Linked DNA regions of Homo sapiens: region 1 is linked to region 2. The links are chromatin loops, found by intact Hi-C in ENCODE. Cell type or tissue: PC-3. All regions are shown on one strand. Each heading gives the region's core, and the rest is flanking DNA. Links, peaks and the distances in the headings are about the cores only. Region 1 has its middle 220 kb from the start of SYT1. Region 2 holds the start of LOC124902973 (a long non-coding RNA gene).

What was found. A loop is a pair of places that touch in the nucleus more often than their neighbours do. Peaks named below come from ENCODE experiments on the same cell type or tissue, not always from the same donor. Only the 100,000 strongest peaks of a DNase experiment are listed, where the experiment ranks them.
Region 1: a loop joins it to region 2, with 5 times the contacts of the local background. A loop is called at or near these places in 2 of 110 quality-filtered maps.

What each region holds. Positions count from the first base shown.
Region 1 is chr12:78,634,213-78,650,191 of GRCh38, reverse strand. No RefSeq gene overlaps it. Among named protein-coding and RNA genes, the nearest start is that of SYT1, 220 kb to the left of the region's middle. In PC-3, for the core only: a CTCF peak has its summit at 8,201; no DNase peak of the experiment used is centred there.
Region 2 is chr12:79,166,182-79,182,160 of GRCh38, reverse strand. The region is part of intron 3 of SYT1 (synaptotagmin 1); the gene reads right to left. It overlaps LOC124902973 (a long non-coding RNA gene), which reads left to right and starts at 9,193. Exons shown (of 2, transcript XR_007063386.1): 1 at 9,193-15,979. In PC-3, for the core only: a CTCF peak has its summit at 7,265 (motif pointing right); a DNase peak (open chromatin) is centred at 7,280.

The sequences.
Region 1 (15,979 bases), core at 3,887-11,886, 530 kb after region 2:
TTTTCAGGACAAAATTAAACACACAAAATACAGTCAATCTGCACACTAACAATACAAAGAGAGAGACAAATCAGTAGTAGAGTAGCATCTAGAGTGTGAGAAGAGGAATATCAGGCTGAACCCAAAGCAGTGCTGTGTACTATAATGGAGTCTGTTAGCTGGTAATCATATTACCTTATTATCTGGCATTACAAAGTATTTTGAAAAGCACCCCCAATATTTCATGTAGGTTCTTTTAACAACAGGTGCTGGAGAGGATGTGGAGAAATAGGAACATTTTTACACTGTTGGTGGGACTGTAAACTAGTTCAACCATTGTGGAAGTCAGTGTGGCGATTCCTCAGGGATCTAGAACTAGAAATACCATTTGACCCAGCCATCCCATTACTGGGTATATACCCGAATGACTATAAATCGTGCTGCTATAAAGACACATGCACATGTATGTTTATTGCGGCATTATTCACAATAGCAAAGACTTGGAACCAACCCAAATGTCCAATAATGATAGACTGGATTAAGAAAATGTGGCACATATACACCATGGAATACTATGCAGCCATAAAAAATGATGAGTTCATGTCCTTTGTAGGGACATGGATGAAATTGGAAATCATCATTCTCAGTAAACTATCGCAAGAACAAAAAACCAAACACCGCATATTCTCACTCAGAGGTGGGAATTGAACAATGAGATCACATGGACACAGGAAGGGGAATATCACACTCTGGGGACTGTGGTGGGGTGGGGGGAGGGGGGAGGGATAGCATTGGGAGATATACCTAATGCTAGATGATGAGTTAGTGGGTGCAGCGCACCAGCATGGCACATGTATACATATGTAACTAACCTGCACAATGTGCACATGTACCCTAAAACTTAAAGTATAATTAAAAATAAATAAATAAATAAATAAATAAATAATATTTTCCCTAAATGTCAGCTGGCCTGAGAAATAAACGGACAGAGTACAAAAGAGAGAAATTTTAAAGCTGGGTGTCCGGGGGAGACCTCACATGTCAGCAGTTTCCGTGATGCCCCCTGAGCCATAAAACCAGAAAGTTTTTATTAGTGATTTTCAAAAGGGGAGGGAGTATATGAATAGGGTGTGGGTCACAGAGATCATGTGCTTCACAAGGTAATAGAATATCACAAGGCAAATGGAGGCAGGGTGAGATCACAGGACCACAGGACTGGGGTGAAATTAAAATTGCTAATGAAGTTTTGGGCACACATTGTCATTGATAACATCTTATCAGGAGACAGGGTTTGAGAGCAGACAACTGGTCTGACCAAAATTTATTAGGTGGGAATTTCCTCGTCCTAATAAGCCTGGGAGCACTATGGGAGCCTGGGGCTTATTTCATCCCTACAGCTCGACCATAAATGATGGCTGCCCACCAAAGTGGCCATTTTAGAGGCCTACCCTAAGGGACGCATTCTGTTTCTCAGGGATGTTCCTTGCTGAGAAAAAGAATTCAGCAATATTTCTCCTATTTGCCTTTGAAAGAAGAGAAATATGGCTCTGTTCCGCCTGGCTCACTGGTGGTCAGAGTTTAAGGTTATCTCTCTTGTTCCCTGAACATTGCTGTTATCCTATTCTTTTTTCAAGGTGCCCAGATTTCATATTGTTCAAACACACATGCTCTACAAACAATTTGTGCAGTTAACGCAATCATCACAGGGTCCTGAGGCGACATACATCCTCCTCAGCTTACGAAGATGATGGGATTAAGAGACTAAAGTAAAGACAGGCATAGGAACTTACAAGGGTATTGATTGGGGAAGTGATAAGTGTCCATGAAATCTTCACAATTTATGTTAAAAGATTGCAGTAAAGACAGGTGTAACAAATTATAAAAGTATTAATTTGGGGAACTAATAAATGTCCATGAAATCTTCACAATCCACGTTCTTCTGCCATGGCTTCAGCCGGTCCCTCCGTTCGGGGTCCCTGACTTCCCACAACAATGAATCTCCTTAGAAGTTAGTCAATATTTTTCCCAGAGCTTACAAAGCATTGATTTTATACTTACTTTTCAGATACCCAGTAATAACTTAAACCATAATTCACAAAAAATTTTTAGAACAAAATTAAACACACACAATACAGTCAATCTGCACACTAACAATACAAAGAGAGAGATAATTCGGTAGTAGAGTAGCATCTGGAGTGTGAGAAGAGGAATATCAGGCTGAACCCAAAGTGGTGTTGTGTACTGTAATGGAGTCTATTAGCTTGTAATCATATCACCTTATTATCTGGCATTACAAAGTATTTCTAAAGGCTATTTTCTTTTTGGATAGACAGTGGTGCTTTCAATTCCCTCTAGCAGTCACAGATGTGCAGGTGAATTAACTGTAATGCTCAACTTTCTAACCATAATGAAGAACACTGATAATAATTCACACTGATTGATCATCAGGTTTGTTTGTTTTCCCCACATAATATTAGAAACCTTCCTTCCAGGCCTTCGTTTCCATATTTCATTGTTAACTAGCATTCTACTGTTTCTAATACATATTGTCAACTCTCAGGTGGAGAAGTATTCTTTTAAATGTTAAACTTGTAAAATATCAGTTACATACTTAGCAATGAAGAGGAGTATTACCTTTGTGTAGAAATAAAAAACCACCGCTGTTTGCTACTCAATTATATCTTACTTACCAATGTTAGTATTTGGAGATGCCTCCCCAAATTTGGTTTCTAATAGGAAAATAATAGCAACTAAAAATCAGGTATAATGATATGGTTTGGCTGTGTCCCCACCCAAATCTCATCTTGAATTGTTATCTCAGTTGTAATCCCCACATGTTGGGGCAGAATAATATGATTTGGCTGTATCCTCACCAAATCTTATCTTGAATTGTAATCTGAATTGTAACATCCATGTATTGGGGGAGGGACCTCATGGGAGGTGATTGAATCATGGGGGCCATTCCCCTGTGCTGTTCTCATGATAGGGAGTGAGTTTTCATGAGATCTGATGGTTTTGTGAGGGGCTTTTCCCCATTTTGCTTTGCCCTTCTCTCATTCTTCTCCTTCCTGTCACTATGTGAAGGACATGTTTGCTTTCCCTTCTGCTATGATTGTTAAGTTTTCTGAGGCCTCCCCAGCCCTATGGAACTTTGATTTAATTATAACTCTTTCCTTTATAAATTACCCAGTCTGGTATTTTCTTCATGGAAGCATGAGAATGGACTAATACATATACCTTTGATTATAGCTTTTATATTTGTAAAAGTGAATATTATGGTGAAAACTTGGTTAAAATATATTACTAGGTAGTGATTCAAAATGAAAAAAATTCTCGTGTCCTAACAAAGATTATATTCGTTATTTTAAAACTACATTCCTAAAAATATCCTATCCTGCACAATGATCAGTTTCCCACAATAAAATATTTGATGAGAGTATCACAGAGATTTATTAATCAGAATTTGGTTATACTCAGGTATAAGTTAGGCTACTGCCTCCTGATGTCATTTGAGGACCTCATCTTTGTGCCCCAAAACCCTCTCCCAGGTGCTCATATGATTTCATATGACCTGAAAGGTAACTGTTTGCTAGAGGGTATCAAGCAGCTCTTCAAATCAACAGGAAGACTTGAGAAATACTCTCCAGCAGCAAAAAAAAGGGATTTGAAGCTCAACCAAGATTCAGCAACAAAAATGTGTGCTTAGAACATATGGCAGATTATACTCTCAATTCTCTGTTCTCTTGTAATAGATAATGTATACATTCACAGCCTTATCATGGTCTCATAGTAGAAAAAAAAGATATTTCCTAGTGTTTTAACTTTGTGTTTGGCCATATGACTTGCTGTGAACCATGGGATCTCAGTGGCCATGAAACAGCAAAGACTTAAATGTGTCTGGAATGTGCATGCCCCAGGTATGCTGTTGGATCCCCAGAAAAATGTGAGCCATATGGACAAGATCTAAACTCTAAGTATGGCCTGGAGCCAAGCCTAGCAATGGCTAGTCTAAATCAGCCGAACTCCAGTTAATAAGCAACACATGAGTGAGAAGTAAATACTTTTGTTGTATGCCACTGAGATTTTTGCGATTGGGTGTTGTGCAATAAAAGCTGAATGACACAGGAAAACAATGATCCCAATAGAACTGGAAACTGACAGCCACTTCTCTTGCTATAAGTAGGAATAAATATCCTTGCATTTTCTGCCAAGTGTCAAATTCCTAGATAAAAATAGGCAGTTAGGCATCAGATGTCAAAAGGTAGAATAGCTACTTCTGCTTTCATGGTGGTAAGCAAATTCCTATTTTTCAACTACCTAAGAGTTATTCCAAAACAAGAAGAACATACTAATACTGGGTAACCAAAACAATAAATATCCACTACAACACTCTAGTGGAAGTAACATGCATGGAAGAAGAATTTCAACTTAGGCAAATAAATGCTAACGGTGAAGTATTTTTAAAGGAGTTTCTCTAATAAGTATTACACCAAAGTATGGCTCAAAATGTATTATTAAAATCTGAGGACAATGGTTTAAAGAAAAGAAAAATTACCATTTTTCTGTCAGGTCTTCTCTGAGCTCTTAAGATATTAATATATTTTGTGATTTTTTTCAAAGTAAAAGAAGTAACCTTATGCAGCATTTCCCAAAATTTGGTAACAATGACCTGTTTTTCAAAACATCTCATAAGACTTTTGTTTTCTATAACACAAATTGAAAAATACCTAGAAAGAAATCACAAAGTACTTTTGGAATACAAAAAAAAGCAACTAATTGTGTCTGCCAGTAGTTGCATTTAGAGAGGAAATTTGCGAGCAGAATCTAGAATGATGTGTAGAACTTTTCCAAAAAAAACTTTTGAGAAAAGGTCATTTCAAGCACAGGGAATAAAATCCACTGTGAAAGACAGATATATAATGAAATAGCTGAAAGTTTCAATAAGTATATGCACAACAAAGACGAGTGAGAAGAGTGGTAGTGCGGACGGTTGTAGTGATGATTATAAGCAAAGGTACTAGAGGCAGTATAGCCTGGTAGTTAAGAGTAGGACTGGCCTTCAGCACATAAGAGTAACTGGTTCTGTGAACTTGGGCAAAGTATATGATTTGTCTCTGCCCAAGTTTCTTCATATATGAGGTGCTTCATATATGAGTGCACTTGGTGGTGCACTGAAAGAATGTTTACTATGTCTTTTCTAAGTTCAAATAAGCTGTAGTGAAGCATGTGATATACAGAAGTGTAACAGGTAAAGCTACAGAGCAAGTAGGAGTCTCTTCTCATGCTGCTAATAAAGACATACCTGAGACTGGTAATTGATAAAGCAAAGAGGTTTAATGGACTCACAAGTCCACATGGCTGGGGAGGCCTCACAATCATGGCGGAAGGTGAATGAAGAGCAAAGTCAAGCAGGCAAGATGACATGTGCAGGGGAAATCCCTTATAAAACCATCAGATCTCATAAGATTTATTCACTATCATGAGAAGAGCACAGGACATCCCCACTGCCATGATTCAATTACCTCCCACTGGGTCCCTCCCAGGACAAGTGGGGATTATTACAATTCAAGGTGAGATTTGGGTGGGGACCCAGAGCCAAACCACATCAGGGTTGATTAAAAAAGTAACAAAAGGAAAAAACCTCCCAAAGTATAGTTAACATTTATTGAATACACACTTCAAGTCATGCATTCTTATGCATGCTTATATATTCAAAATAACAATATACATATTATTCTTAGTCTCATTAAAAATTAGGAAAGTGAATCAGAGAGATGTTAAATAATTTACCAAAAGTTACAAAACTAGCGAATTGCAGAATTAAATTTTGAGCCCCAGTCATCTTGCTCTTAACCACTCTGCAAGCATCTCTCAAAACAATTTTTTAAAATATCTCAATCCACAGTAAGAAATGTATTTTATGTCATGAATTAGTATATGCATTATATATGTATGGGTGAGTGTGCATGTGTGTGTTTGTATCTCAAATTCCACAAAATTAGAGTTACCCTTATCATGGGTAATGTATTTGGATAACTCTATTCCAGTATATTCTATTTTTTTAAATGTTAGTCCCAAAAGAGTAAATCTAGTTTGCAGCCACTAATTGATAATTTACCAGTAGTAGATACTGATAGTCTACTGCTTGAATAATACTGTACTATGCCATCATTTAAATGTCTTTTTGAGGAATTTAGAATGGATACTACAGAGAATGGAGAGAAAGTAAAGGACTTAAAGCAAGGGAATAACCTAGCCAGATCATGTTTTAGAAATATTACTACCAGCAGTGTGGAGATTAAATTGCAGAGAGTTGGCACTGGAAATAATAAGCCTACTTAAGAGACTACTGTGATACTACAGAAGAAAATAAAGCACGGAGGGCACGAGACAGGAAATATAATCAAAGTACATGGTGCCCCATAAAATATAAAGGTGAAATGGGAATGAATGGAGAACAACTCCCATGTTTCCAGCTGTAGGATAGAGAGATAGTGAGATCATTAACCAGGCTAGTGATTACAGAGGAAAGGTTTTAACAGAAAAATAGTACATTCAGCTAGTTGGAAAAATTAAATGGAATAACATTTTGACATGACAGGGCTTGTAATGTTTTACTAGAGCTAATAAACGATTTATCTTGAACTCAATATTATTTTACCACTGTATAGTGTGAGAACAGATTACTTTCTTTTCTTTTTCTTTTTACTTTTTGTAATGGAGTCTTGCTTTGTTGCCCAGGCTGGAGCACAGTCGGGGGTGATCTCAGATCATTGCAACCTCCACCTCTCGGGTTCAAGTGATTCTCCTGCCTCAGCCTCCCGAGTAGCTGGGATTACAGGTGCGTACCAACACACCTGGTTAATTTCTGTGCTTTTAGTAGGGACAGGGTTTCACCATATTGGCCAGGCTGGTCTCCAACTCCTGACCTCGTGATCCACCTGCCTTGGCCTCCCAAAGTGCTGGGATTACAGGCGTGAGCCACCGTGCCTGGCCTATCATATTTTTCACATTGTTGATTTACATTGAGTTAATAGTTTAGTAACACCTCTGTTTTCTTCTTTCTTTTCTTTCCTTCTTTCTTTGCTTCTCTCTCTCTCTCTTTTATTTATTTATTTATTTTGGCAGGGTTTCACTCTGTCGCCCAGGCTGGAGTGTGGTGGTGCAATCTCTGCTCATTGTAACTTCCGCCTCCCAGGTTCAAGCAATTCTCCTGCTTCAGCCCTGCGAGTAGCTTGGATTACAGGTGAACGCCACCACGCCAGACTAATTTTTGTATTTTTAATAGAGATGGGGTTTCACCATGTTGGCCAGGCTGATCCCGAACCCCTGACCTCAAGTGATCCACCCATTTTGGCCCCCCAAAGTGATGGGATCACAGGCGTGAGCCACTGCGCCCAGCCCTAATGCCTGTTTGCCTGTTTTCTTTTCACATTGGATAATAGTTTTGTCTCCCTGTTTCAGCAAATTCTGAGAATATAAAGCTTCACCGTTTTATTCACTCCATCGTTGTCTGTCTCGGGCTTCTTAGGTCATGAACTAATTTAATAATTATGCCAACTATGGTGATTCCTTAGTGAACCCACATTAGTTCCCAGCTCTCTTCACTTCCTTTTGGGAGGTTCATTAACCATCTGATTCTTCATCTTTTCTAGAGTTGTACAGATAACTTACATGTTTTTCAGTTTGAAGTCTTTTAGAACTTGTATTTTTCACCCTGGTAAAAACAAAATTTGAGGAAACATTTCCCACCTTAATTTTTTGATATTAATTTTATTTATCAAAATTTAACTGATTACTGTCAGTGTTTCTACAATTAAACATGCAAATTCCTTCCAAAATGACAATTAATTTGGGATTGGAACTCATATTCACTTAAAATGACTGTATTTTGAGCATTGTGTCAGAAAGCATCTGGAACATTTATCAAACCATTTCCTATTCCTGGGCACAATAGAGGACCATTTCCCAGCCTCTCTTGCAGTTATGTGATTGCATCATGTGAACCATGTGACTGTGTTTTAAATGCCAGTAATTGGTGAGACATTATGTGTGTCGGGGGGGTGGGGTGGGGGAGGGGAGGTTGAGAGAGAGAGAGAAAGAGAGAAATATAATATATAATTCTGGGCATACAATCTTTGTGCAATTCTCCACTCTTCCCTTTCATAGTGAACTTGGCCACCTTGTGGTTAACACACCAGCAATACAACATAGAGCTGGTAAAGCTGTGTCTACTGCCAAGGAGTCTCAGGCCCACTTTAATGGAAGCCTTTATTTTTACTCCAGCACAGATTGGTCTATCCTCATTTATGCAAAGATTATTCTCCTTTTCAATATTTGCCTTTTCCTTTTTATTTTGAAAACATTCTTTGTTACGGAAAAAAGATAAATGTAAATATGCTTTCTCTTATCAGTTAACTTTACAGCACCTCCCCTAGGCAACGAGTTTATTCCATCTTTGTTCCACTTAATCATTCATTTGATTTATTTATTCATTTAGTTAGTCAACAAATATTAGCACCTTTTGTAAGGCAGGAACAGGTCTAGGTGCTTGATGAATAAGCCTAAGAACGGAAGTAGAATAGGAGTTTAAGGTGAAAGAGGGATACTTGCAATCTTAAATCAGTGGTCAGAAAAGGCTTCACCGGGAAGGTGACCCTGAAACATGAATGAAGTTATAGGCCTTGTATTTTCTGTAGAATATTTTCAAAGTCTCACCATCTTTGATGCCTCAATGTTTCTTACCTTATTTATGTGTATATTTATATTTATTCTTCTTTAAATGCCCCTTCTACTTCTTTATGACTATCAGTATAAAATATGTATTGCAAAGCAGGCATTGAGCTAATTGCTTTATAATGCTATTCAATCTAATCATCAAAAACTTGAGATAGGTAATTTTGTTATTCCCACTTATAGATGAAGACATAGATGATTCAAGTGCTTAAGTTACTTACTCAAAGTCAAAAGACTTGGGGAGAAGAGAGAATTTCAACCCCAAACTCAAAAGATTAAACCACCACAGGACTTAACTATATTCTACATATACTAACTTGTTTGTAAATAGCATGCACAAATCTGAAAATCTTAATTAAAATTTCATTTTAGTTTGTTTGGATAAAACTCCAATTCTTCCTTAATGAGAATATTTTAAATTGTAGAATCAAAGTTTTATTTTTTGATCAACTGATACTTCTTAAACTTTTTTCCTTTCAAGGTTTTTCAGGAGGAAGGATTATGACAATTTTTGTCAACCTATTTTGTAAAGTCTAAGACATGTTTCTATCTTCTTTGCTATTATGAATTTCACAATGATGTAGCCATTTTCCCCTAAGGACCCAATACTATACAGGTAAGTGTTATGAACCACTCCTCAATGACCCTGGTTATGACCAGTTAGTACGAGAATAGATAAATTAGTAGCCTCATGAAAATGAAAGACTATAATTGTGTGTGTACTTGTGAAGGCTTACCAGAATTATGATCAGAAAATATGATAGGCTACTTTTAATTTCAAAATGTAATAATCAGAAAACAAGAGGAGATTTAACAAACAACAGCTGCTCTGGAGCTATGTCTCAGGTGTTCAGGATGAGTTCTTGCATCTTATAAGAATCCTGTCTGAAAGAATCTGATGAAAAGGAGCTGGAGAAGATGGTCACCACTTTGTATTATAAATTAATTCACAAAAGCATATTATGTAAAGAACACAAAGATAAGGAAGCAGACTTTTTTAAAAGATAAAGATTTTAGTTCCAGAAAAGCTGTCTTCAATTCCTCAGATGCAACTATCTTTACATTCCAGTAATGAACAATAACTTTTGAACAAATGTGAAATACACAGAGTATTGAGACCTACATTCCAGTCAGTATGCAGTGTCATGCAAAGTTTTTAAGATTTTCCTGTAATTTAAATGACTCCATCTGTTAATGAATTATCATTTCACTTTACTTTTCCCACTTGAATACAGTAACCTTCATTGTTTCCTCTGCCTTTTGAAAATTTAAAGTATAAGCAAAATGAATCAAGTTGTAGCATGTACTCTCCTGTTAGTAGGGTCGTTGTTCTTGAATGCCGCTGGTACATTCAGTCCCTTTATTAATTAGTAGATGATGATTAAGAAACAGTGTTTTTTTCTTTAAAAAATATAAAAAGGTCAGAAAAGTTCAGAAATCATTTTTGATTTTTGGTTGGATAGAGGTGTGTGTAGAAATTCCCAGAGTTTCACAGAGAGTATCATAGTGAGTATACGTATGTGGAACAAGGCAGACCAGCCAGACTAGAAGGCGGACACACATTTACTGCTAAGAACTTGGTGTGGGATGATGTATGACTTCTACACTTGTTAACATCTGTGCAGAATGCTTCTGTTCCCTGATAGCATGCACCTGTGCCACACCTTTGAGAGTAAAGAATCCAACAACACAGATACCGTGTTTTAATTGTGCAGCAGGGCTGGTTTATTATTTTAAGGATCAAGGGATAAGTGAGACATTGTTTAGAAGTTGAAATTTTACAAAGATGAGCCCCTTAACCCAAATAGATTTGTTTTGAATTGTGCTCTGAGGGGAAATAAAGTATTCATCCTAAGAATGGTTGTGTGTGGTTATGTATGTGTGTGTGTGTGTGTGTGTGTATGTGTATTTTTAATTTTTTTCTAGATTTATTCACACACACTTATGTATTACTAAATTTAAAGATAAATGCTCAACTTTTAATACCACCCTACTTAAATATGTACAGCTCACTTGCAGAGTTGCATTTTCCTATGACCACGTATCAAGGTTTTACTTATGAAAGAAGTGGAGAATGAAATGTATTATTAAAAATGCCACTTCAGTACCCATGTGCAAATTTTTTAAGAAAAAAGAGGCAATAGCATATATGTATTCTTCATTTACCTATCCCATACCTATCTCCAAATAAAGGGATCTAGAAATAACAGAAAATGTACAAAACCCACAGAACACATTGAGAAAATGTTTCCAATAGTGAGCAAACTAGAGGGATTAACCAGGGAGCTTTACTTGTAATGTGTAAGTATTTGGATTCATTTGCATATATATGCCTTGCATATAGGAAATTTTCAAATGTTTATTGAATGACCGTATCAGGAGCCCTTAATACTCAAGACCATTGCTTGGTATAGGTAACACAGTGCCAATCCTGATAAAATTGTCCCCAATCCTGATAGAGTTGTTCCTGAAAATTGGTGGCCCAACTTACCATTGTGGTTCTGTACAGTACTAGGTAGCAGCTCTCCAGGTCCTTTTTTATGGGGTATATTATTTCTGATCCCCAGCTTAAATATAACCTACTCTATGAAATTTTGTCCATGTTCTACATCTTTCACAAGCAGAATGTATTCTTCCCAACACCCTGGTCTTCCTATTACACTTTAATTATTCTATTGTAGAGCATTTATCCTAATTTATTGTGGTTAATTGTTATTCCTTTAAGTCCTTTCCTTTATAATTTTTCTATAGCCAACCTTAACACAGGGATAAGTATATATGGTAAAGACTCCACAAATGTTTGTTTAACTTAATTACCAAAAGGCCAAAGACCACTAGTTAGGGAAGAAATGTGTTCTATAAACTGTTCTGGTTCACTGTTAAATAGTACGATTGGTCCTTGGCTATGTTTTGATAAAGGATATGACACTTAGGAAGCCTATCATTCTTAGCGGATAGAAATTCCCAGAGAGTATCATAGAGAACAATGGAGAATTCCTTGAAATGTGTCTGCTGGTTGTAGAACATTCTTCTAAGAAGTGTCAGAGTCACTGTTATGCTCCCGGTGCTTTTCTGAGGGTTTTCTTTTGCATAGGTCACTCTGAGCAAAGTGACCTAAGTGAACCTAGAATCAGCATCTGCCTAAAAAGGCACCTGTGCGAGACTGGCCAGTATCCCATAAGTCCTGTATACCTCATCTCCATGTGGGTTCTCGTCTTTTTTTCAAAGACCTATTTATCTCTTTCACAAAGTGTTTTCTGGTACATAGTTTTCCCAAAGGATGTCAATATTTGCTACTTAAAGAAATGTTTTATTATCAAATAAAGTTGGAGAATGAAAGGGAAAATAAAGCAAATCAAATCAAAACAAAACAGAACAAAACACATGTAGGATTTCTGTGTTAGGATTTGTCAGAGCTTTTCATATACAAATGAACACTTAATGTCAGGGAAATACTATATAATGTTTTCCAAAAATTAATAAATTATGGAAACTATTCTAAAAATATTTTTTATAATGGGACACAGGATACTGATATTTTGAGGAATACACTTTAGTAATGATGAATCAATACCATAGAATTTTCCCTATTCCTAGGTACCCCCATCAAACGGTTCTCTTATTCACACATACAACTCTTCTTGCACGATTCAGGTGCTGGGATGAGCTCAGGAAATTTTCCTTAACTGGTGCTGATGGTATGTCATATCAGTATTCTTTCTTGAATTAAATTTTTAATAAATATAGTGGTTCAAAGATAATTGCTGCTTGCACAAATAAAAATTTTAGGCTAATGTATGAGCTCCAAATCTATTAGAATTTCAAATAATCTTGCATACTACTATGTGTTCTCCTTAGAAATTTAGAAAAATGAAGTGAAAATTAGCAAATGTACACCAATAGTATGCTTATGCTAAAGTATGAAAAATAATTTTGGCTAAACGCTCAGCTTCCATCTAACTTTCTAACACATAGGAAAAGTTAAAGAGAATGAGTGGTCTGTGAACAGGGATACATTTCACTTATTATCAAATCAATTGTGTGATTCTATTTGCATTTACTGCATGCAGTTCTAATCTAATGCTTTTGGTTAGAAATAATTTGTATTCTTACAATTCCAGAATTGTTTAAAATTGCTGTTTGCCATACTCTGGTGTTAATGCCATAACAATACAAAAAAAGGTTGATAGAATTGAAAAACTAGAACATAATACATTGCTAGAGATTTATTAAGCAAAACACATATTGACAAGATTGAGCCCAAACCCATACTTTAGACTTTGCGCAGATGTAAAAGCTTGAAAATGACAGTCAACAACATTTACTGAGAATTAGCAATTGAGTTTGTTTCTTGCTAGCAAAAAACTGGTTTGTCCCTTTAAAATGAGGTATAGTCTCTATTTATTTGCTTAAGGTTATATTATAAAGAAATAAAAATATTATTCAATGTTAATTTTTAGAATTTATCATAAAACACAAATTTAATGTGTCAGGTTTGGGATGCATAAAAATATTAATATGTTTCAATCCCCAAGTTAATGGAATTAACCTTGAAATTTATATATTAATATCCAACAGTATGAATTGTTCTATTTCCTCAGGCTTGCTAGACACATAATATATTACATTTTAGTCATTTTTCAGTTTCAAAACACTGATTTCTTTAAAAGAAATTTGCTTACAAGTTATGATTGTTGGCATCTTGGTATCTGTATTGGTGAGCTTGAAACATCTCAGCTGTCAAAGAGTAGAAGGAAGAGCTTCTCATAACCACAGCTGGAATGGATCTGCTTCTATAAAAATGGGAAGTAGCAGCTGCAGGGAACATAAATTGTGCAATTGATTTGATTTTGCAAAGCAAACACATTCTTCGTGTTATGATTTAGCTTGCTAATTAGGCCTTGCATAATCAAAAGAACTTTAGAAGGAAGTAATTCTGAATCATGCTCAACTTCTACACCTTCTGAGATCTCCTTATAACGTTTTTCACATTTCCAAGGGGAGATAATCTCCAACTGAATGCCTCAGACAACAAAAGAATGGGTGGCAAATAATGTCCTATTGAATGATTGCGTCAGACTCCCATTACAACTGAATAAAGGGAGATGTCAAGAAGAAAAATATCAATGGATCTACGACACCTGGGTCTCAAGATATAGGCAAACCAATAACATGTTTTTCTGATTTTGAGTCAGGTGTCAGCAAACTTGTACTGTAAAGGGTCATGATAAATATTGTAGGTTTTGTGGTGCTATCTGCTCCATGATGCAATTAATCAATTTGGGCTTTCAGCAGTGAAGCAGCCATGAACAATATATAAACTAATCAGTGTGGCTGTGTTCCAATAAAATTGTACTTCTACATACAGCTGGTGGGTCAGATTTTCCATCCCTCGGTTTAATTCTCAGAAATGAGAATTGGTGATAACATATGCAATAATAGTAAATGTGACTTTATGTTGCTAAACTAACACTGTATTATATGTATTTAAAATCAGATAGATCTATATTTGGGGATAATTTCCATAGTGGTATGTATTTATGTGGAAATGCATGTATATACGTATCTACGTATATACACAGGTATGTATGTTTACATACATATATATCTACTATACATATGCGTGTGTAGGGAAAGAGAGAGAAAATATATACAACGCATATTTTATAAAGTATGTGGGGAATAAGAGGAGAAAATAGGAAAGTATTGTGGAACAAGCCAAACATTGACTAAGAGTGTCAATGGAATAAGCACTATTATATTGGCAAATTCATTAATTGTATTTATAATTTTGTTTTTCATTTTAACCAAACTCACAAAGCATTTATTGAAATTAACACACCTGGCCAAGCACAGGACTTGAATCAAGCAGCATCAATGCTTTAATAAAAGCAAATTAAAAAACTCAAGATGTAGAAGCAGTAGCCGTATCAGCAACCATTCTTCTAGGGATTCTTTTAGGGAAGGGACATATACAATCCTTCCCCAAGAACTTTGATGCTACCCCTCTGAAGAGTTTAAGCACAAAACAGAGTGCTTGTATCATATAAGCAAGGACCTTTACAGAGGAAAACTGTCATATAAATGCATTTTTTTTTTGCTTTTAAAGGATACTGCAGTAGAAATATATTAAGCAAGGCCTCAAATATCCAACATTTTCCCATATTGCATTTTAAACCAAAGTTATAAGAACCTGCAGTCTTTATAAAGAACTCTCTTCACAGCACAGCTGTAGTTCACTTTAAATAAAAAATGTTCCCTTTGTGCTATATCCTTAGAAGTGAACATAATATACAGATAAATGTGAAGTTTAGATTCTGCATCAAGCCTTATTCAATCTCACCTTCTGATATAAACCTGGATACAGTCAAATTTGCAAAGCATTCACTTAATATTTTAGTTGAAGCAACCTTAAAATATATATGGATTGTCAGTGAAGGAGACCTTTGTGAGTTTCAGTGTATTTATAATTTATATGTAGGCATTTTATCAATTTCTGTACCTATATTTGTTAGGTATTTATTAAGCTGATAAATCTTTTGGTTCTAATAGATAAAAGATGTAAATCATTCTTGCCTTTCAGAAGCCCGTATTTATATAACTATGACTTTTATGCATTCATCTCCATAACTAGGATAATTATAAAATAAACAAATTAATGTCTCACATTAGTGGTATAGACAAATAATGTCACTGAAATTGGGAAGGGAGATAATTGTGAGATGTGGTAGTACTGAAAAGCCCTTATAGAGCACAGGCTTTGAAATATAAATAGCATAGATTAAATTTATATTAGAGAAGGGGAATATTATTTTAGGTGGTGCAGAACACTGAGAACAGGAAATGTGTACAAAATTTCAAGTGGGGCTAATGTGGGAGATAATAATTTTGAAAAGTAGATTGGAGTCTAATTAGAAAAAGAACTTTGAATATCAGATAACAAAATTTCAACTTGATTCTATATCCAATGCAGAAGCAATTTTTGACCAAAGATGAAACAAGATGAAACCTATAAAATTACTTTAGCAGAGACTTTTAAATGATGGAGCCAGAGGTGTAGAAGGCAGAAACCAATTTGGTATGAGGGAGTCTGAGCTCAGTTAAGATTGATTCAAGTAGTGTAATGACAATACCAGCGGAAATTTAAAAAAAAATGTGCCCCTGGGTCTAATGAAACTATAACATCTGGCATTTTATTTACTTTACACGAATTTACTACAATGATCCAGGGAATACTCTACGCATTGGCATTTTACTTGCATTT
Region 2 (15,979 bases), core at 4,121-12,120:
TACAAGGGCTTGACAAGTGAGTAAAAAGCTGTGATTTTAAAACAGTGCACAATTTTGCAGTTGAAAGGACAAAGACAAAGTAATAACTCAGGGTAACATGGTGAAAAGCTGTCTTTAGAATGTTACAGACCTATACATGTGTGTAGACAAAGAGAAGTTACCAGAAGTGAGAAAGATTTAAAACATTATAAATTAAAACGGAGATGACTTATAGTGCTCCAGAGGAAGAGCATGGAGGATGAGGTAGGGGTGGGGTTGTCTAGGAGAAAGAGAAAAAAGAGTGAAAATAAAGATGTTCTGGAAAAGGGATGATAGAATTGATAGGAACACAATGGGATGTTGTTGGTCTTCATGTGAACTAAAAACTAAGGTTATCAACTGAAAGAGAAGGGATTAGGGGCATTGTGGGAATTTCAGACATTTGAAGCCTGGAGCAGCAGGAGTACTGAGTAGCAGTGAAAGCCCATTGGTGTCTCATGAGGAGAATCCACAGTGGTTCCAGTCACATGACCTGGTCTGCCACACTTAGCTACTTGGGAATGGAAACTGAGAAATCAGATCATAGGGTCTCAGGAACTATTTAAATATATTAGACATCTAGAAAGGTATACGGTTGATATGGAGAAGAGTGGGGGCCCTGGAAGAAAAAAAAGGGAGAGAAGATTGTATTTTGAGTAGAAAGTGGCAAAAATGCTATATGTATTGATCCATACTCTAAGAAACAATGTGATATGCATTCAATCATTTTTATATTGTCAGTACTTCACCTTCTGCTAATATGATCCATAAAAGTAAATCCCTAAGATTTCTTTCCACTCCAAATTTCTATGTTATGAATGACTTTGTTTTATTTAATATTTTTAATTAGCTCAAGAAAAATGCAATCATAAATACTGATATCATTTGAACCTGTGTCCTCATCCAAATCTCACGTTCAATTGTAAACGTGGATTAGTTTACAATGGATTACAATGGACGATGGATTAGTCCATTCTCACAGTGTTAATAAAGACATACCCAAGACTGGGTAATTTCTAAAGGAAAGAGGTGTAATTGACTCGCAGTTCTGCAGGGCTGGGAGGCCTCAGGAAACTTACAATCATGGCAGAGAGGACGCATATACGTCCTTCTTCATGTGGCGGCAGCAAGGAGAATGCAGAGTGAAGAGGGGAAAATCACCTTATAAAACCATCAGCTCTCGAGAGAACTCACTCGCTATCATGAGGACAGCATGGAGGTAACTGCCCCCATGATTCAGTTATCTCCCACTGGGTCCCTCCCATGAAATATAGGGATTATGGGAACTACAGTTCAAGATGAGATTGGGCTGGGGGACACAGCCAAACCATATCACCCAACGTTGGAGGTGGGGCCTGCTGGGAGGTGATTGGATCATAGGGGTGATTTCTCATGAATGGTTTAGCACCATTCTCTTGATACTGTCCTCATGATAGTGAGTTCATTTTCTTGAGATCTGCTCATTTAAAAGTGTGTGGCACCTCCCCCTTCACTCTCTCTTGCTCCTGCTCCTGCCATGTGAGACGCCTGCTCCTCCTTCCACTTCAGCCATGATTATAAGTTTCCTGAGGCCTCCTCAGAAGCTAAGAAGATGCCAGCATTATGCTATCTGTACAGCCTGCAGAACCCCGAGCCAATTAAAACTCCTTTTTTTAAAAAAAAAAAAGAAAATAAATTACCAGTCTCAGATACTTCTTTATAACAATGTGAGAATGGACTAATACCAATACTAAAGCTTTAAATGATTACATATGTTGAGGCTTGTCTAGAATTATAGTCTTCTCTGCTTCTGCAGTGGCATATTCTACCTATAAAATCTAAATTTGAGTTTGGAATCAGGAAGTGAGGATAGTGTGTAAGGAATTCTTATGCTTGTTCTAGAAAAGCTCTTTATTTTTTAATATTAGTTAATTAATATTGTTCATATTTTCAAAGAAATAATGGTTTGGTTATTTTAGGAAGGACAATGGTGGAAATGCAAAATGGTACAATTTCTAATAGAGGGAAATTTGGCAATATCTGACAAAAGTATTTATCTTTAGTAACTCTTCTCTTTGCAATCCCACTTCTAGAAATTCACCCTGAAGATACGTCTTGAAGAATATAAAATAACATGCACAAAGTACATCATTATAGCATAATATTGGGGAAAATCCCAAATATCAAATTATAGGGATTGGTTGAGTAAATTCTGATAGATCCATAAAATGAAGAACTATGGAGCCATAAAAAAGAATAAAGTGTATCTCTATAATCTGTAAGTCTAAAACTTTTTCAAGTGTAAAGTTAGTTTCAATATACATTGTTAAGTGAGACACCCTTAGTGGTACATTGTCCAAGGACAAAAATGAATAATTAAAAATCTGAAACTTAGGCTAGAGCAAATGGCAAATAGATCAAGGACGTTAGAAACTACTGTTTTCAGCCAGGCATGGTGGCTCCCGCCTGTAATCCCAATACTTTGGGAGGCGGAAGTGGGCTGATCACCTGAGGTCGGGAGTTTGAGACCAGCCTGACCCACATGGAGAAATCCCGTCTCTATTAAAAAAAATCTATATCTATATCCATATCTATATATCTAAATCTATATCTATATCTCTATATCTATATCTATATCTATATAGATATATCTATATCTATATCTATATAGATATATCTATATCTCTATATCTATATCTATATAGATTATATCTATATCTATATGGATATATCTATATAGATATATCTATATCTATATCTATATGGATATCTATATCGATATATCTATATCTATATCTATATCTATATCGATATAGACATATCGATATATCTATATCTATATCTATATCTATATAGATATATCTAAATCTGTATCTATATATCTATATCTATATCTATATATCTATATCTATATCTATATCTATATATCTATATCTATATCTATATATCTATATCTATATCTATATATCTATATCTATATCTATATATCTATATCTATATCTATATATCTATATATCTATATCTATATCTATATATCTATATCTATATCTATATCTATATATCTATATCTATATATCTATATCTATATCTATATATCTATATCTATATCTATATATCTATATCTATATCTATATATCTATATCTATATCTATATATCTATATCTATATCTATATAGATATATCTATATCTATATATCTATATCTATATCTATATCTATATCTATATCTATATAGATATATCTATATCTATATCTGGGTGTGGTGGCGCATGCATGAAATCCCAGCTACTCAGGAGGCTGAGGAGATTGCAGTGAGCCGAGATCACGCCATCGCACTCCAGCCTGGGCTATAAGAGCGAAATTCCATCTCAAAAATAAATAAATAAATATAAATAAATAAACAAATTACTGTTTTGACAGTGGGAGATGTGATATAAACATATGAAATGGAGAAAAGTGAGGAAACATTCTATGGTATTGGATTTGACTTGGAGGTATAACTATGTACTCATTATTAAGAAAAATATAGCCCTGTCCACCAAATGAGCCTAGAAAAATAATATTGCAGTAAAAATGAGCATATGCAGGTTTCCAAATATCATTGCCCATAGGAAAAAAACAAAAAACAAAACAAAACAAAACAAAAAACAAATGTCTGGAACAGGCAAGGTACAAAGTGGGCCTAGAATACCTTATTTTGTAAGTAAGAACATGCCCCAAATCTGTTGGAGACATGTCAGAAAGACACAGGGGTGGTTTCTGGTGGCTCTCATCAGCTAAATTTCAGACAATACGAGCATGAAAAAGAAAAATAATGGTGATGGACTACAAAAAAATTGAAATAAAAAGGAATCTATGTGGCTGAGTGATACTATTAAGTAAAAGGAAGAGAACAGTCTTCACAGAATAAAAAAATCTCAAAATGTAAAGGAAATGATAGAATTAGAAAATCACCTTTTTGTAATAGTCAATATAATAAGTGATTCAGGCAAGGGCCAACTATGCTAAAAACACTGGGTAGAAGGTATCCTGGGAAGAGAATATTAATGATAAGAATAGAAATATGCTTTTACAGCAATGGCAACAAAAGCCAAAATTGACAAATGGGATCTAATTAAACTAAAGAGCTTCTGCACAGCAAAAGAAACTACCATCAGAGTGAACAGGCAACCTACAACATGGGAGAAAATTTTCGCAAACTACTCATCTGACAAAGGGCTAATATCCAGAATCTACAATGAACTCAAACAAATTTACAAGAAAAAACAAACAACCCCATCAAAAAGTGGGCGAAGGACATGAACAGACACTTCTCAAAAGAAGACATTTATGCAGCCAAAAAACACATGAAGAAATGCTCATCATCACTGGCCATCAGAGAAATGCAAATCAAAACCACTATGAGATATCATCTCACACCAGTTAGAATGGCAATCATTAAAAAGTCAGGGAACAACAGGTGCTGGAGAGGATGTGGAGAAATAGGAACACTTTTACACTGTTGGTGGGACTGTATACTAGTTCAACCATTGTGGAAGTCAGTGTGGCGATTCCTCAGGGATCTAGAACTAGAAATACCATTTGACCCAGCCATCCCATTACTGGGTATATACCCAAAGGACTATAAATCATGCTGCTATAAAGACACATGCACACGTATGTTTATTGCGGCACTATTCACAATAGCAAAGACTTGGAACCAACCCAAATGTCCAACAATGATAGACTGGATTAAGAAAATGTGGCACATATACACCATGGAATACTATGCAGCCATAAAAAATGATGAGTTCATGTCCTTTGTAGGGACATGGATGAAATTGGAAACCATCATTCTCAGTAAACTATCGCAAGAACAAAAAACCAAACACCGCATATTCTCACTCATAGGTGGGAATTGAACAATGAGATCACATGGACACAGGAAGGTGAATATCACACTCTGGGGACTGTGGTGGGGTCGGGGGAGGGGGGAGGGATAGCATTGGGAGATATACCTAATGCTAGATGACACGTTAGTGGGTGCAGCGCACCAGCATGGCACATGTATACATATGTAACTAACCTGCACAATGTGCACATGTACCCTAAAACTTAGAGTATAATAAAAAAAAACATAAAAAAAAAAAGAAATATGCTTTTACAATGGAGTTATCAGTGAAATTTTGGAGAATTGGGGGAATTTAAATTTAGAGATTATATTGGATAATATTATTGGACGAATGTTCAATTTTTGGATGTGTGATTGACATTGTGGTTATACAGGAAAGTATTTTTGTTCTTAGGAGATACTACTGAAGTATGTAGTAGTATTGTAAACTACGTAGGGTTGTAAACCCTAAGGTTTACAGGGTTATAGGTTGAAGTGTCTTCAACTTATTTTTATCTAGTTTACTCCAAAAAAAATAAATTGATAGTCAAAGCAAATGTGGCAAAGAGGTTACCATTTGGTGTAAGCAAAGGTATATGTGTGTTCATTGTACTATTTCAACTTTTTTTGTAAGTCTAAAACTTTTTCAAATGTAAAGTTAAAAAAATATAGAACTCAACAACAAGAACAAAGCCCCCAATAAATGTACTGTACGAAGCAGGTTGTAGAGTATCAGTGTTTAGTTAAAAGAATTACTCAGCTTAATTTAGTATTGACAAATGAATATCAACATGGAGTATTTAGCTACATGAGTGAAGATAAAACACCATAACTCTTGTGAACTGTGAAGTGTTTCTATTGTGGTCATTATCTTCAGTTTTGCCACTCGGTCTGGGTAACATTAGATCTCTTGCTCCTACACCCCTGAAAATCTGCAGACACTGCCATCATTTACATCAATATCACTTTCTTTTCCAAATCACTTTGGTATTTTTTTTTTTTTTTGAGACAGAATTTCGCTCTTGTTGCCCAGGCTGGAGTGAATGGAGTGATCTTGGCTCACTGAAACCTCAGCCTCCCAGGTTCAAGTGATTCTCCTGCCTCAGCCTCCCAAGTAGCTGGGATTCCAGGCATGCACCACCATACCTGGCTAATTTTGTATTTTTAGTAGAGATGAGGTTTCACCATGTTGGCCAGGCTGGTTTTGAACTCTGAACATCAGGTGATCCACCCTCCTCGGCCTTCCAAAGTGCTGGGATTACAGGTGTGACCCTCCACACCCGGCCCGCTCTGTACTTTCTGAACCAAATTTAAACAGTTTAAGGACCAATAGTGTGAAAATAATCAAACAAGAAATGGCTCCAATTATTTTAACATTAAAATTATTTAAAATGTTTCATCACTTTAACATTGTTGACTGTGGGGATGCTACCCCCCAACCCCCAGGTCTTAGAAGCAATATTAATGTACAGTTTCTTGGGTGGTTTAGATATGTTTATGCCTACTGATAGAGGGGTAAATCAGGGACTTTCATGGTTCCACATGGGTAAACTCTTTAGTGATTCCACATACAAATGATGATAAGATGATGAAATTGTCTCTACTCCTGCCTTTGCTTCACAGAAAAATAATTACAATAGCTAACTCATAAAGCTAATTTACCATGGAGATTCAAATAATGAATTTTAGTGGCAAAAGGGAATTTCATCACCAAAAGTTTGAGTGTGCCAAATAGATGTCTCTGAAGTTACTTTGAAATACATTTTTAAAGAGATGTGCAATAAACTTGAAAGCTGTGCTTTTATAAAAATTTTAAGAAGGGTCCTTGCTAATGGCAGCTAGATTTATTTTATGTTGTCAGCTGCCAAATTAATGTTTCCCATTTAAGTTTGCTCATTATGACCTTACAGACAAACTGAGACTAAATACGAGTGAAGTCAAAAGTATTTATTACATTATCCCTATACTGATGAGCATACCGTGAAGGAAAAAACCCATAGCACCAATAAAATCACAGCAACAAATGTCCATTACTTTCCTCTGATCAACCAGGCCTATGTCGCAGATGTTATTTTCCATTGTGTTTCTATTAGAACTAAAATTGAATACAGTGTAAGTCCCATTATTTCATGGTTCCTTATTGCATTAATTTTGATAGAGGACAGGCTAAATCATGTTTCCCAGAGCATAACACATATAGAAAACAAGCTGGATATAACTCCATTAGCTTAGAAGTACATAGCAAATCAAATCCCTGCTATGCCATTTTTGAAGATATAATAAAACACTTTCCATACAAGCTTTCTGAAACTTTGATGAATATTAACTATAAAATAAAATATATTCTTAAAGAGCAATGGAAAGTACCTGTAAAGTAACCAAAGTAACCACTGGATGGCATTGTGACTACATTAGAATGTGTTGGCAAGACCTTGTATCTGTCTCTAAAAACTCCCACGTTGTTAGCAGCAAGCTCCAATAGGATGATGCCAATTCCTGTTCCTAATTATAAAGTGTTGAAGGAATATAATTTTTTAACATCCCAAAGTGACTTGGCAATACCATTCCAAAGGACTGAAGTGATTAAATTATGACACCTTCTGTACTGTCAACAGTTTCCTGGAGCTTCTCTCTCAACCCATTTTCTTAATCCTTGCTATTGATAGTTCCCAACTCCCTTTTCTTACCTAGATCTCTCTTGTTTCCCAGGCCACATATATACTCTGGCCCATTTCCTTGCTAGTGTCTCATAAATCATATGTTACTGACTAGCTACATTTTATTGCACATTGTAATAAATTCTCAAATCTTTTTCAAGGCTCGTTACACTTTTTATTAATTGAAACCCGATTTCTCCCTGATGCCTTCTAGCCTATTTTTTCTATAAGGACAGGAGAATACGTCACCATATTATTTATCAGCCAATACCACTTCCAGATTATTAACCAACAGCATGTTCTGAAGCCACTTATTTTTTCTGTATTTATGCTATTTAATTCTTCATCAATGTCACCAACAACTTCTGTGATGGGTATCCATCTTTCTCCACTAGCTTACACCACATTGTGCCAACATTTTTAGAAGCATCCTTAGTGATTTCAGCATCCAGTGATGACCCTCTGCTATTTGGCCCTCAAAATTCCTTTTGTTAAAATTCTAATGATTTTCATAATTATAGTGTGGGTTTTATCTCTGGGCATTAATCCATTTTCCAAAACTTCTCTTTCATTATAGACGTCTGTCTTCTGCTTTTCCCCATAAATCTGTTCATTATTTTCCCTTCTTTACTCCTCCTAGACTGACACAGATACTGGTTTCATTTGTCCAGCAACAGAGCCTGAACTCCACAACATCTATTGTAATGATACACTACTTTCATAGAATGCCACATTAAGTTAAATATACATTACGGCACTTGCTAACTGTAAACACTTTATGATGTCTGCCTTATCCTTGCCTCCTAAATATTAATAAAGAAAGTCTCAAATCGTACTGACTAAATTCATTAAAAATTCACTCCAATGTTAACTGGGTCCTTTTTGAAGCCTGGAAATTCTTCTAGTTATTTCTTCTGGACGTTTTACAAGGCTCCTTATGGTAGCCCTTTTCTTTCATCTTGCCTGTTTAATTTGTATTCCTCTTTTAAGCCTTTCTCAGATACTATCTTCTCTCTGAATTATTTCCTGATCATTCCAACCATCTGGAATCTTTCTTCTTTGAATTGAAATTCATGTTGTCTCTTTTAGGATGGGAACACTTATTTTTACTCTTCATATTCCAACCGAGTGATGGGGAATTTCCACTGCATGCACTAAAGGGGAAAAAAGGAGCAACATTTACATCTTTTGGGATCCTTTCCTTCATCCATCTTGCCCAGGTGGGGCAGTGGGGAGGATGCTTGGCCTAACTGACAAATTTGGGGGAAGAAATTAAGCACGCTTAGTCCAGGACATTTAGGGTTCTTACTGTCCATCTGCCTACCTCCTAAGAGGCTGCATGCTGCTCTATCAGATGCATAGTGAGCTTACAGGGAACTTGCAGGGGAGCATTGCTGATCTGAATTGTAAGCTCAATTCAAGGAACCAAATTGGGGATACACATTTAAGCCCATAATGCAAAAAGCTACTATCCTGATCTGTAGCAGCTTGATACTTTGTTCTACCTCTTAGTTGGTTCAGGACTCTGATGTGAAAAGGTAGAGATGCTATTAATCAGTTCCCTAAAATCTCAAGAGGTTTTATATACCTTTTCTGCCACATTATTTTATTTCTGGACAGGCCAAACTCCCTTTTTTTTTTTTTTTTTTTTTTTTTTTTTTTTTTTTTGAGAGCAGGAACTCTAGTAACCTGAATTACATGTAGTAGTATCTTGACACAAACTTATGGAATTGAACTATGAAGCCAATGTGAGAAAGGCATCTAGAGTTTGAAACCCAGTATTATCAAATGATCATAGTATTTCCAAGGGGAGATGCTGCTAACATAGGCTTAAGAGAAAATGGCTTAGTCTGTAAAATAAATAAGGGAAAGAAGTTACAAAATAATGAGAGATTTCATAGAAGTTTCATAATCAAAACTGTTTACAGATAACTATAATTCACTAGAAAATTGACAAATCTCAAGTGTTGTGACTGATTTTCTTAGCTCAAAAATTTAATTTAGAGCATTATAAATACCATCATATTAGATTGCCCCACATAACTAACCCCATTCTTTAGGGAAAATATTATAAGATAGAAGAAAGAAAGCAAAACTAGTAACATAATAAAAACAACAATAACAGCAAAAAGCTCAAAAAAGATTTAACTAATATTTTCCAATTGCCAAGGCCTGTCTTTAAATAGACAATAAAATTATCTTATCACTATTCAGATAGCATCTTCACATTTTTCACTATAATTTTACTCTGTGTCCCAGTAAATGTCTTACCACTTAAAATTGAAGCATTATAACTCCTTTTTTTGGGAGCAGGCACTCTTCATGTAACTGTTCATTATAAAATGAAGTCTCAGTATACCTAAAGTTAGGTTATTCAATGTATGCATTTTATGTTTGGAAAAAAATTTAAAATATGAGAAGTTTAACTGTCTAGTTCAAAGCATTTAGAACCAAGCAGTAGTTGTAAAACTCCAATGAAATGCAATTATTATTGTGAACTTAAATGTGTTTATATCTCTATTTAGAAATTACTTAGGCACTTGGAAAATTAATTTTGAATTTTTCAGTTTTTACAGTATTTTTCTGTCATTAAATAAATAATTAAAAGAGATAAAGATTTGCATGATATAGTAGTAACAATCAAGATACCTTTAAAAAATAAGTGATCTCTTTAAATCCAGAAATTCTAACAATAACTAGTACTTATTGGACATTTATAATATGCCAGATACTGTGTAAGTGCTTTCTCAACATGCTATCATTTAATCCTCTCATTAAAATAAGGAGGAATACATTATTATTAAACCGATTTTATTAATAATAGGAGAGCTGAGGAGACTGAGGTTTGGAGAGATTAACTAGTTCATCCATGTTACACAGCTAGCAAGGAGTATAGCCAAGATCTAAACCCATGTGGTCCAACTCCAGAACTTATGGTTCTAATCATTTTTTTTTTACTGTGTACCTCCTTTGGAAAATCATGCAGTGGTTTTGGCAGACTAAGCCTTTACTGAATAGAATAAGTGAATTATGGAAGGAATATATAAAACATAGTAAATGGAATTAATTTGAAAGAACTTTTTTATTTATAATACACAAGTCATGTGAAAGCCAAATGATTCTTCCTCTTCTATAGTTATTTAGTAGGAGCAAGAATCATCTTCCTTAAAAATATTTCTACTCTTGCCACATAAAGAATAAAATACCTAGGAATACAGCTAACTAGGGAGGTGAAAGATCTCTACAAGGAGAACTGCAAACCACTGCTCAAAGAAATCAGAGATGACACAAACAAATGGAAAAACATTCCATGCTCATGGAGAGGAAGAATCAATATCATGAAAATGGCTATACTATCCAAAGTAATTCGTAGATTCAATGCTATTCCTATTAAACTACTCTTGACATTCTTTACAGAACTAGAGAAAACTATTTTAAAATTCATGTGGAACCAAATAAAGACCCCAAATAGCCAATGCAACCCTAAGCAAAAGAACAAAGCTGGAGGCGTCACACTACCCAACTTCAAACTATATTGTAGGGCTACAGTAATCCAAACAGCATGGTATTGGTACCAAAAGAGACACATAGACCAATGGAACAGAATAGAGAATCCGGAAATAAAACTGCACACCTACAACTCTCTGATCTTCAACAAACCTGACAAAAACAAGCAATGGGGAAAGGACTCCCTATTCAATCAATGGTGCTGGGATAATTGGCTAGGCATATGAAAAAGATTGAAGCTGGACCCCTGCCATATATAAAATCAACATAAAATAGATTAAAGTCTTAAGTGTAAAACCTCAAACTATAAAAACTCTGGAAGACAACCTAGGCAATACCATTCAGGACATAGGTATGGGCAAAGATTTCATGATGAAGATACCAAAAGCAATTGCAACAAATGTAAAAATTGACAAATAGGACCTAATTAAACTAAAGAGCTTCTGCACAGCAAAAGAAACTATCAACAGAGTAAACAGACAATCTACAGAATGGGAGGAAGTTTTTGCAAACTATGCATCTAACAAAGGTCTAATATCCAGCATCCATAAGGAACTTAAACAAATGTACAAAAAACCCCACAAACAATCCCATAAAAAAGTGGGCAAAGGTCAAGAACAGACCCTTTTCAAAAGAAGACATACATGTGGCCAAAAATCATATAAAAAAAGTTCGACATTACTGATCATTAGAGAAATGCAAATCAAAACCACAGTGAGATACTACCTAACACCAGTTAGAATGGCTAGTATCAAAAAGTCAAAAAATAATGGATGCTGGCAAGGTTGTGGAGAAAAAGGAATGATTTTACATTGTTGGTGGGAGTGTAAATTAGTTCAGCCATTGTAGAAGACAGTGTGGCAATGCCTCAAAGACCTAAAGACAGAACTACCATTTGACCCAGCAATCCCATTACTGGGTATATACTCAAAGGAATAGAAATCATTCTATTATAAAGACTCATGCATGTGTATGTTCATTGCAGCCCTATTCACAATAGCAAAGATATGGAATCAACCTAAATGCCCATCAATGATAGACTGGCTAAAGAAAATGTGGTACATATACACCACGGAATACTATGTAGCCATAAAAAAGAATGAGATCATGTCCTTTGCAGAGACATGGATGGAGCTGAAGGCCATTAACCTTAGCAAACTAATACAGGAACAGAAAACCGAATACCACATGTTCTCACTTCTAAATAGGGGCTAAACGATGAGGACACATGGACACATAGAGGGGAACAACACATCCTGGGGCCTTTTGGAGCCAGGTAGGTGAAGGAGGGAGAGGATCAGGAAAAATAACTAATGGGTACCAGGATTAATACCTGAATGATGAAATAATCTGTACAACAAACCCACATAACACAAGTTTACCTATGAAACAAACATGCACTTGTACCCCTAAATTTAAAAGTTAAAAAAAAAGCTCTACTCATACCTCTCTCCTTCTCAGAAGCGCATATGGCAAATCCAAATGGTGTCCTTTCAAATCTAGGTGCAGCTAGATTTGGTCACATAGTTCAAATCTGCTTGTAACTTTTGCAGGTGAATTTGAAACTTCATTGATTCCATCTTCTTCCAGAGGAGTTTTTAAAATGTTGTTTGCCTCACTACATGTCATAGGCCTTCTCTAGATCATTCTGCTCACAAATTCATGTGATAATAAGCAGATCGCTAAATAAGATTGTATATATTTCTTTTTTCCCTGCCTAAGTTCTTACATTCTTTCTAGATTTTGAAGCATTTTTCATACCATTTATAATTTATACTTTTGTAAGTCATGCATGTATATATTTTATAAGAGTTTTCCAGTGAATAGTAGTACATTTAATGCAGTTTATAAAATTTGGTGTGGATAGTTGACTGCTGCTTTGCTAACTATTCTTCTGTGAATTTTTGGAGCCATAAAGAAAGAATAAGAATTACTTCAAAAAAATGAGGCACTGGAATTAATGGGTTAATATCTGTAAAGTGTTCTTAGGATGGCATTTTTTAGAAAAACATTTGCAAATGGAGAAAATCACAGACTTCCTGCTGTCCCTTGATTCATCCATAATTTCAATGGGACTCTCACTTAAAACTATCTACATTGTTGAAAACCCATTTAATTTCTCATTCACAAAAGCATTCAACTGGTGATTGCTGCAAACAGGGAAAATTGCTGCTCAAGTGTTCCAGATGCCTTGAAAAGAATGTCGAAAACTTAAAGATGAGGGAATTAATGGCCACAAAGATATGGGAAAGCTATTTAGAAACTTGACTGTTGATTATTATCACTGAGGCCTCGTTAAATTAGAAAATGTTATCTGCTAATTAAGGCAAACCTATAGATAATTACCCTCTCATCTCATTTTATCTTATACACATTCAGTAAACAATGTCTGGTTGTGACCTCAAAATCACATCCTTGCTAACCTCAAACAACATGATAACTATGTCCAAGAGCAAGAATTTCCAAAGACAAAGCTCCAGTTTAAAACATTTCATGAAAAAGACCTCAGAAAATTGTGTTATTTTCTCACTGTAACAAACTCTGTCCTTTGTCTTCCCAGTGACTATATCAGAAAAATTTAAAATGTAAATTTAAAATTAAAATGTCACCAGTAAAAACTAGCAATATTCTGTGTGAAAGAGAATAGTTAAGTTTAGTGCTGGGTGTGCCGTCCCATCTTTGCCAGATCAAACTATCACTTGGTGGGTTTATTAAGAATAAAGATTACTGAGACACTTAATAAACTCTCACTTTTTTGAGACCCAAGCATTTGCCTGACACGGTTTTGGTTCACTTGTGTTGATTATAATGCTGAATCTTTACAACAACCCATTGAGTTAGGACTTCCCTCACAGATGAGGAAACTGAGGCTTAGGGAGGTAATCTGACAACTTTCACTCAAATAAGGCTCTAACCAGATCTAGTTGTCTCTCTTAAGCTCCCTGTCTCTTTACATTTCTAAAGGAATAACTAGAAGACAAAGAAGTTAAGTACATACATATGTATTAGACCAGAGGTCCCCAAACTCCTGCCAGGGATGGGTACCAGTCCATGGCCTGTTAGGAACTGGACCGCACAGCAGGAGGTGAGTGGCAGATGGAGAATGAGCATTACTGCCTGAGTTCTGCCTCTTGTCAGATCAGCAGAGGCATTAGATTCTCATAGGATTGTGAACCCTGTGGTGAGTGAACCCTATTGTAGACTGCACATGTGAGGGATCTAGGTTGTTACGCTCCTTATGAGAATCTAATGCCTGATGACCTGACATGCAACAGCTTCATTCCCAAACCACCCCATTCCCAGCCCGCTGCATCCCCCAGGGAAAAATTGTCTTCCATGAAACAAGCCCCTGGTGCCAAAAATGTTGGGGACCGCTGTATTACACTATAAGCATAATTATTCTTAATTCTTAATGTTTTAATTGCAATTTATTAGATTTTGGGGGAAAGTATAGCCACAAATATTCAGTCCCTGACATTTCACCTTCTTGTTTCTTTGGTAAAAATAATTAAAGACCATTTTCCACATAGTAGGCTTAATAAGTTTCAGTAATACATTCTAGGGTAAGTCATTTGATATTTATTCTGTGATTCTTCGTATTATCAAATTTTATGTTTCTCAAGTATATAAGCTTGAGGGAATAGAAGTAAACATTTACATTCTTTTGTAGTATACCTTTCAAATCCATTTCCACTACACACAAGCACACACAAACACACACATTCTCCCAGAAATCAGGACATAAGACAATGCTTTCTATACAACTGATTCTCAATAAAAAGTATTATTCAGGCTAGGAATGAGATTTAACCATAAAAGTGGCTTATAATGCAAATTTTAGTTTTGGGTTTATTTCCTTTATATCTTGTAGATACCCAAAGTATGCCCTACGTCTTCTTGAAATCCTAACATTTTCAAGGGCAGGACTTTGTCCTTTTCATAGGGAATCTGAGATCGCAATATGGTAAGTATTCAACAGAAGAACTCAGTTCAATTCTCAATCCTTTCTACATAGATTTTTCACTTAAACAATTGTATTTATTTTGTTGTAAATGTCATTCCTTTACTTATGCCATATTTAATAAGTACTCTATTAACAATCTGTTACACTATTAGCATTATGCTTCATTGTTTATAAAGCACTTTCATTATAGATCTCATTTTGTTTGAGGTGATTTACAAAACAGCACTGTGGTAGAAATTATATCCTCGTTTTACATGTAAAAAGTATGACACAGAGGAATTAAATTTAAATGATTTACTCAAAATAACATGGCTAGCAAAACTGAGTTTTTTCAACTACCAAGTCCAAGGATCCTTCCACTGTGCAAAGGCATCTCTAAAGCTTCCCGTATAATCCAACCAACATTTGTATAGCATCTGGAGTCTTTCATACACATCATCTCATTTGATCCTCACAAGACCCAGGGAGGTAGGTATTTTTATACCTATTTTGATGTCAATTGCATTTCTAAAAATAGAAGGAGAGCATGTTATCCCCCAGGGTTTAGGACTATTTGTGATGCTATTGAACCATTACTTGGGCATCACACCATAAAAATAAAATTAAATAAAATTTTGGTCTAAAAATGACCTAGATGGCTATTCATTTTCTCATTTTTTCTCCCTAAAATATTCTTCTTCAGAATATTACCTTTGTCTCCTAGTCTCTGCAGTGTATATATCAGTTTAGAGCTTGGGCTTCCCTGAATAGAATATGAAGAGACCAATATTATTGTCAGCTTATGAATTCTATTCTATGCATTGCATTAAATGTTTATATTCATTATTGAATTGTATTCTATTGCAATTATGATAGAGTTTACCATAATTGATGTTTTAAAAAATTAATGATGAGCAGAACCTGACAGACTGACTCTGACAATTGGTATGTGTTTCAAAATTCTAAATTGCCTTCTGAAAAATTGTTTTATTTGTATAAAACAGTG